Linked DNA regions of Homo sapiens: region 2 is linked to region 1. A link is a contact called in ENCODE Hi-C data. All regions are on one chromosome and are shown on one strand. Each heading gives the region's core, a stretch centred on a gene start or an enhancer-like site at or near the end of the contact. The rest is flanking DNA. Distances are from core to core; before and after follow the strand shown.

Region 1 (4,209 bases), core at 994-3,493:
AGCAAGGACTACATAAAAGTTTGTTACAAAAAAATTTTTATATGTAATAGCACACACAGGTGGGGCATATTTACTCAGCACTGTTGGCTTCATGACAAAACAACTGAAAAGTCATCAGAATCAGACTGTTCCATACTTGCAAAGAATACAGCCCATACTCACGAGGATCCAAACTCAGCATTTTGAAATCTAATAGTACTAGTGAAATCGCTGTTATGCCACTAAGTGCTAAGATGTTAAGACTGGGCTTCCATCGTGCCTGTGACATATTTGTTGTCCTTTCCACCAATGTATCTTCTCAGTGAGTGAAAGAACCTCAGGGTCCAAGGCTCATCTAATCACCCAGCAGAGTAATTGTCAATACTATTTGTGTTATGGGTCAAGCCTTCCTTAGTAGACAGGAACAGTAAACCCTGAACAGAAGGGGCAAGGGAAAGAGAAGGGAGGAAAGCCTTTGTATTGTTTCCCCTTCCTGTTCCTTGTTGGGCCAAAATGAAACCCCGGGGCAACACCAGGAGCCTCTGTGGCCTCCCAAGGCTGCCTGTCGTTTTGGACTTGAATTCCGGTGGTCTATGAAGCCTGTGGCCATCACTGCACAGTGCTCTTGGGTCTTGTACTTCGGGGATCCACAGGTATGTCTGCAAGTTTTTAGGGGCTCCCAACTATCTCAGTTCTGGCCAGACCTCCTGAAGATGCTCAAATCCTCCCCCAGCCCACCCCTGATCTGTGCAGGCTTCAGGGAGCCAGATATGGATTCTAGGTAGAAACCTGTGTTCCCTGATGTTCCACTGGAAGTTGCAGAGTTTAACAGGCTACGGGCTAACAAATATTTTGAAAGGCCTTGGAACACCCAGCATCCTCCCACCTTGCTCCAAGCAAAATGCAATGTGCCTTCCATCTCATCTTCGGCATTTCCCCAGCCCTTCTCAGCATGAGCTAAATGGCACACTTCATCGACCGGTCAATAAGTCATGTTTATCGAACTGACAGTGTGTGACGCAGGGGTGTGGGAGCTGCAAAGATGGGTGAGCAGGGAAAAAAACAACCCAGTCAAATGTTAGGGTTTATGTATAAAGAAGGCGGCTCTTCACTTCTCTTTCCCCAGCCTGGACATTCACCAACCCTCCTTTCCAAAAGCTCCACAAGGAGATGGGCATCATGATCACCCTGAACTCAAAAGCCCTTTCTTTATGTGGTGCTGACCTCTAGAGGCTTCTAATTAAAAAGCATCCGAAAGGGCCAACTTAATTTTACTGCTGGTTTTTACACTGTACATTGTTGCCCTATTTCCCAACAAAATAAGGATAAAATATGTTACTTTAAATGATCCCTAAAAAAATGCCTACCTTGTTCCTTGACTGCCTAATTAAAACTTGCCCAGATCATTACAAATGCCATTGTTTACTCCAAAAAGGAAAAAAGGAGGGTTAGAGATAGGGAAAGTACTTCAGTTTTTTGTTTTTTTTTTTTTTGCCTATTGTGGTCCTAAGAGGAAAGCACAGTGCCAGCTTTTTCAGGATGCATTTCTTGAGTTTCCAAAGGGCCAAGTCTGCTAAACAGAGACAGGAATGTTCATTCACTCTGATTTGGCAGGGCACAGGGCAAAACCACCCTGACACTCAGGTACACGGACAGCAAGTCCACTTTGTCCAGCCCCGGCGTGGCGTCCAAATGCTGGGTGGTGGGTCTGGTTCTGTTTATTTTGTTGTCCTTCAACCCAAACCTGTACACAAAGAACTCTATGACAATGGAGGATCCCACTCGGCCCAACTTCACTATGGAAACGAGGCTCATTTCTAAAGGGAGTGAGACTGTTGATTACATCCCTAAGCTGAACACCCCAATTTTACTTTGTTGTAGTTCTGACTCCTTATTACTTTCACGAAGGGAAGGAAGGTGTGGAAAGGCAGGAGAAAACACGCAGGGACATAAGCATTTGGGCTAACACACAGCCACGATATCAACTGGCGTCTTCAATTCTAAAAGGGATCCTAGGGGAAAGAGCTTCAGAATCCCAGGACAGTTTTGCCAATCCTGGCCGCCCCACCCTGGTTCTGTGAGTGTTTCCATTACAACTGTGCTTCATGTCCTCTCTACCGACTCCTGACTCCCCTAGACAAGTCAGGGCTAGTGCCCAAAGGGAACTCGGGGACAAGTCTCCCACTCTTTATTTTTACAGATGAGGAAACAAAGCCGGAAGTCGGTGGGGTGGGGAGGGGACATGCCTAGGGCCACAGTCAGCCCAGGAGGAGTCTGGGCTAGAACCTCTTGCCCTCAGCCACTGATTTCAGAATGATTACACGGGGGAAATGTGGGTATTTTTAACACCAGTGCCCGCACTTAAAGGGGCCAACCTGCATTTTATAAACTCTATCTGTGAGACGGATACAATAACTGTAACAAAGGAAGTCCATAAGTAAGACTTCGCCTGCCCCCGCTGCTGCACCACGAGCAGGGTTGGGACTGCTGACACAGAGCTCACCACTTGAGTACAATCTCTAACAGCCACATCGAAAACAAAGGACCACACACTATCTAACATACACACAAGCCTTTATGCTGTGCCTGTAAAGCAAAACTCAAATCTAATCGAATCTAATGGGTCTCTCTATGGAGACCCATTCATTTGGAGAAAGAAACTGGCTCTTAATCAAATAACAGAACTTACCATCAACTTCCAGATGAGTTATTTAAATGCCATGTTTGGTGAATAAATAACCGGGAGGAAGGTGGTGGAGACATGGTGTCATGTCATAGAATGACCACAGAATACAGATTTCTAATTAATGCCAAAAAGAATTCCTAAGTAGGCTAGAAAAAATAGGGTTCTCAAACACAAAACTAAAGTATTGGTTCAAAGAAGTAGAAAATTACTAACTACCAGTTATAGCATCACAATAGACATATGAATGCATCACACAGAAATGATTAATCTTTGAACAATGGCAGTGTTTCATGTTACCAGCTCCTCCCTCTCTTCCCCCAGCCTCCTCACAAACAGCAACCACACAGCGAGCTGCCGGTCCTTTACTCTTTGCTCTTCATTTATAAGCCACATTAGGTGTCCTTTGGGACCAAACATTGTGGAGGCAGAAAAAAAGAGGCAAACACCACCAGAGTTTGAAAGGCTCTTTAATAGCAAGCGAATGGTAATTACATGGTCGGATGAGGTCCTCACTCTCAGGGGAGGGAGGAGGGAGCAGAGGTGGACAGGGTGCAGTATAGGATTTACACTGTTTGAAGCATCTAACGAAGGGCAACAGTTTTTGGCAACCCAATTCACAGTTTTGTAATTTACAAGAGATTTCTTTGAAAGGAAATAGGAAGGCAAAGAAAGCACACATACCCTACCGGCAACACTTCTTGCCTAAAAAAAAAAAAAAACAACAACCAAAAAACAAAAACCCAACAACTATTCCTTGCTTTTGCTTCTTGTGTAGATGACTAAATTTTGCTCTCATGCTCAAATTAAGACTGGATCACGGATAGTGAAGATCTGCCCTAGCATTGAAGATTTACTTCCTCCTCTTCAGAGCTGACATTTGTACTGCGCACTACTCTTATCTTTATCTGCCTAGGTGTCAGAAGGGGCTTAGTAAAAAATGAAACTTGAGAAACAAAACAAAACAGAAAAACAGGGAAAGGCAGTTTACAAAGAACAGACTGTCAGCTTTCTGTCTGGTATCAAACAACTTGAATACAGCTCTAAGTAAATTAAAACATTTATTTTTATGTGGCCTGGCATCTACTTTTAATCGCTTGTGCCTATTCAGCCTTATAGTGCTTTAAATGGGGTTTCTAACATGAAATGCTCATGGGTACTATATTTTCGTAATCCAGATTTAAATAAAAATATAAAAGACAACATATTATGTTAAATAATATGTTGTCTTTTATATTTGCCCAGTGAGCAGAAGCTATAGATATTTTACCATGGACACCCATTGCCATGGACACCACAGGCTACCAGCATTCTGGCAGGTTTCAGAATTACTCTCTATAAAATCTAAAAGACTTCAGCTTCTTGTGTCATACCTGTTATCACTAAACTGGGAGAAGTGACTGGGTCTTTATGAAAAAGGATCAGTTTTTAATTCAAAGAAATTTTAGGCTTCTCCGAAGACTGGGTGATCAGCAATGGCATCTCTTTGGAGCTAACACCCACTGCAGGGGAGAGGGGTCTGTGATCGCTTAAGCATTAATTGTGCT
Region 2 (4,209 bases), core at 1,262-3,761, 360 kb before region 1:
TCAGCAACAGGTATCCACGGGGAGGGCCCTACATCATCTGCTACCCTGAAGGATCTGGAGGTAAGAGGCTCTGGGGAGAGGTGCAGTGACCCTGCAGGCCAGCCCTCCAACCTCCTCCCACAGTGGACACGGCATGCCCCTCTGCCAGCTGAGACAGCCCACACACACCCCAGCCTTAATGATTGTTCTCTCTACCTCTCCCCCACTCCTCCTCCACCTCCTCGTCTCTGCATGCACCTCAGAGCCCATGCCAAGAACTAGCAGTAGTCCTGGACCCGAGGTCCATAAAAATCAGTCAACTGAATAACACCATCAAATCTTTGGTAAGAGTCCAGTGGGGTCCCCTTATTCCACGCTGCCAATCCTGGGCTCCAGTTTCCCCTTGGGGCCCTGAGGAAAGGAGCTGGGGGCACCTGGTGCCAAGGACAAATAGGGAACTGGGGCGCCCAGGCCTCACCTAGAGGGACCCCAGAGCATGCAGTATGGCTCTTCTTTTGCTGCCCTCTTTGCCGACTCTCTCTTCTCCAGACACCCCTGGAGAGGGGTATAAACACCTTTGTTTTATCAACCCAAAGTGCCATTGATTTAAAGACACCTCTATTTGAGAAATGTTGGAAATCGTATGTCTTAGAATTGATCAAATACACCAGAATGTGAGCTGAAAAGAAAGCACCGGACTTAAAATTTAGGAAGTCACTGGTGATCTTACTTGGAGAAATCCATTTCAGTAGATTGGTAAGTGCAGCACTAGATGGCTGTGAGTTGGACAAATGGGAGGTGTGGCATTGTATGCAGCAGAGATGCATGGATGGTGTGCAGACCAGTATTGCAAAAAAATTGTGGTGATGGGAAGATGTGATAAAGCTCAAGATGTGGTACGATTTAAAGGAAGGTAATTTTTGTATGAGGACAACTTGAGCCTTTGTCAAGGCTAAGGAGAAGAAGCTGATGGAGAGACTAAAGGAGTATATGAGGCGCTGTGGAAATAGATTAGTGGAGGGGGCATAGATATGAAATTAGTCAGGGCTGGCCTTAAGTGTAACTTTTTAACTTATTAGCTGACGTTGGACATCTCACCTCTGTGAGCTCAGGAGGCTCACAATCTCCTGAGCTTTGGTCTCCTCAATTGTAAAAGTGAGTTAATCATTTCCCTACCTTATGGAACTGTTGTTTGTATTAAGTAATTTATCTACATAAAGTTCTTGGAACATTATGGTCAGGACATAGTAGATACTCAATAAATGGGGTCTACTATTATGAAGTAGATACTCAATAAATGGGATCTACTATTATGAGACTACGAGAGACAGCATAATTGATTAGCCACGTCCAGGTGGGAAGGGATGGGATCAAGCTCACAGGTTGAAGAATTCACCCTGAAAAGGAAGAGAAATCCCTCTGTGGTGGTTTGAAAAGATGTCCACAGATTCTTTGCTATCCCTTCCTTCAAAAGATAGGATCTAATTCCTCTCTTCTTGAGTGCAAGGGATGCTTAATGAATTACCTCTAAATAATAGAATGTGGTTGAAATGACAATGTTCAGCTTTTGAGAGTAAGTTGTAAAAGGCATGTGACTTACTCCATGCTTCTTCTCTTGGATCACACAATCTGGAGGAAGCCAGCTGACTTTTCACTTGAACACTCAAGCACTCTCTGGGGAGGTGCCGGGCAGTGAGGGACTGAGGCCTCCTGCCAACAGCCATGTGAGTACACCATCTTGGAAGTGAAGCCTCCACTCCTAGTCTAGCTTTCAGATGACTGCAGCCCCAGCTGATATCTTGTCTGCAACCTCATGAAAGACTCTGTACTAGAACCACTCAGCTAAGCAACCTCCAAATTCCTGACTCACAGAAACTATGAGATAACACATATTTGTTCTTTTAAGCTGCTAAGTTTTAGGGTAATTTGTTACAAAGGGTAACATATACAGATTTTCTCTGAGGCAGAAGGAAATCAGAGAATGACAGGTGAAAGATGAAAAGATAGAAAGGAAAAAAGATAAATGTTTCTGTAACATTAAAATATGAGGTATGTTGTCTGCTGACAATGAGGTGGCTTGGCAAGACTGCTAAGAGATTGGAACAGCCAGGCAGAAAACAGGAAAGGGAATTAACTTGGAACACAAATAAGATTGAGCCTACCTACCTTTATGCTAAACCCAACTACAGAAATCATTTTGCTAATGGAACCAGATCAGACTCCACATAATGAGTCTTTATCTCAATCGTGAAATTCAGAGGCTGGGGGCCTCTCTGAGCCTACCCCAGAGACCACCTTTGTGAGCAAACTGCTAATGAGTGAATTCAGGGATGAGGATGGCTCAGGCTTATCTTGAAAAGTACTCCCTGATGTCAAAATGATTTGCTACAGCTACATCAAGTCTAGCACATTATTTATGAATAGGGATAGACTACCAGAAGTATTGTAAGAGAATAATCAACAAGTCTTATGTAATCTGCAGCAAACATACTGCAGTAACAGGAAAATCCACTGTCTTTCAAATGACTCAAGTTTGCATTATTCCTTCCTGTTTGGACTGTCTCTCTCTCTCTCTCTCTCTCTCTCTCTCTCTCTCTCTCTCTCTCTCTCTCTCTCTCTCTCTCTCCTTCTCTCTCTCTCTTTCTCTCTCCCTTCCTTCCTGCCTCTCTCCACTCTGGCTGCTAGCAAGAGAGCCCTGGGAATTCTCTGTGATGTAGCCAGCCAACAGTTTTTAGGGTGGTGCTCCAGCACATAAAAGGGACCAGGCCAGGACTGCCATCTCCTAAAGTTAATTTAAAGAAACTAAGCCCTGGTTTTTGTAAACCCCACAGGTCAACCAGGAATTGAGTCACTGCATCTCCCTGCAGAATGACAAATCATGCTCTCCTTAGTAGCTTTACACCAGTTCTGTTTGCAAATTGGGGAACTGAAACATCACTGTAAAATTGGTGCCTTTTGTATCTTATACAATAGGGCTCATTCATTCATTCACCCTTTCATTCACTCAGCTGTTTATTTAGCAACTGATTATTGAGTGCCTCTTCCATGAGGGGACAGGCATGTACTAATTTTGGGAATAAAGAGATGTATATTGTGATCCTAAGGAGAAGCAAAATGTCCTGGCACATAGTAAGCACTCAATAAATATATATTGAATAAATAATAATTCCTGCTCTCTCTGGGCATCATAGTCTAGTAGGGGGAAGAGGCATGTAAACAAATAAAGTTGTTTTAGTACAATAGTAAAGGAATCGATCAAGTACTATACATGTAGAATACCATATCTACCTGGAAGTTAGGGATGATTTGATAGAAGAGGTAACATTTGCTTGATGTTGAAGAACAAATATGAGTTTTCCAGGAATGGAAAGTAGGAAAGGTCTTTGCAGGCAGACCAAAATTATTATACTCATAGGTCTTATTGTCCGCGGGATTGGTTTTGTCACTCCTGTCTAATCCTAACTTGCAAATATAAATATTTATCAATATTTCCCTGGATTTTAATTGTTTTTGTGTTTGTTTCCAAGACAGTGATAGGTGGTCAAAGTTAGATGCAAAATAACTCTACAAAAGAGATTATTTTTTACAAAGTAGATGACATTAATTCAAGAAAAAAAGTATTTTAAGTTTCTTCCTGAAAGAACCTTTTAATTTCTTGTATTTTCTAGGCCAGGTGGAAGATATTCTTCCTAAAAAATGGTCTTCAGATTACCTCTAAACCTTCCTCTTTGACACCTGGCTGAGAACCCAGAAAACACCCCCTGTTCCATAGCAGACCAGTGTTTACTGTTATTTGCCTCTTTAGAGCAGTTCAGAGGACCATCAGCTACCATACCCACTAAACGAAAATGGCAAAAGGACTTGTAATGGCCAAATGCAGCAATATAATTTGTTATTATCAATTCACTAGTGATTTGAAATATTGAGAAAATTCCCAATTGAATGACAGCATGGAAAATCACATTACATCAGGGAATAGTATTTTCTAGGCCACCAGATTTCTCTAAATTGGAATTTGGAAATAAATTTTATTTGCAGCAAGAAACATGTATTAATACTGACACTTACTAAAATGTTTTAATGAGTTAGAGCAAGCATTTTGTGTCAAGATACTACTGGTCTAACAAGGCCTGCCACTATTATTGATGCCCATTATGTACTTTTCCGTGAAGTTGTCTAACCTGTTCTATTAAACCCGTAAACTGCTTTGACAATCGTAAAAGAGACAAA

What was found. A loop is a pair of places that touch in the nucleus more often than their neighbours do. Pooled maps may share reads with other maps.
Region 2: a loop to region 1 is called in a pooled map, with 3 times the contacts of the local background. The contact joins two enhancer-like sites. A Hi-C loop is called at or near these places in 1 of 168 maps with a recorded cell type or tissue (OCI-LY7), 4 of 37 single-sample maps with no recorded cell type and 6 of 50 pooled maps.

What each region holds. Positions count from the first base shown.
Region 1 is chr7:30,161,670-30,165,878 of GRCh38, reverse strand. MTURN (maturin, neural progenitor differentiation regulator homolog) reads right to left here. Exons shown (of 3, transcript NM_152793.3): 3 at 3,117-4,209. Among named protein-coding and RNA genes, the nearest start is that of MTURN, 29 kb to the right of the region's middle. RefSeq lists a silencer at 2,371-2,430. Within about 2 kb of position 2,243, at least 16 of the 41 ENCODE cell types and tissues checked have a DNase peak (open chromatin) inside an H3K27ac peak, as active enhancers do.
Region 2 is chr7:30,519,258-30,523,466 of GRCh38, reverse strand. It overlaps the pseudogene LOC100287825. Among named protein-coding and RNA genes, the nearest start is that of GGCT, 17 kb to the right of the region's middle. Within about 2 kb of position 2,511, at least 7 of the 41 ENCODE cell types and tissues checked have a DNase peak (open chromatin) inside an H3K27ac peak, as active enhancers do.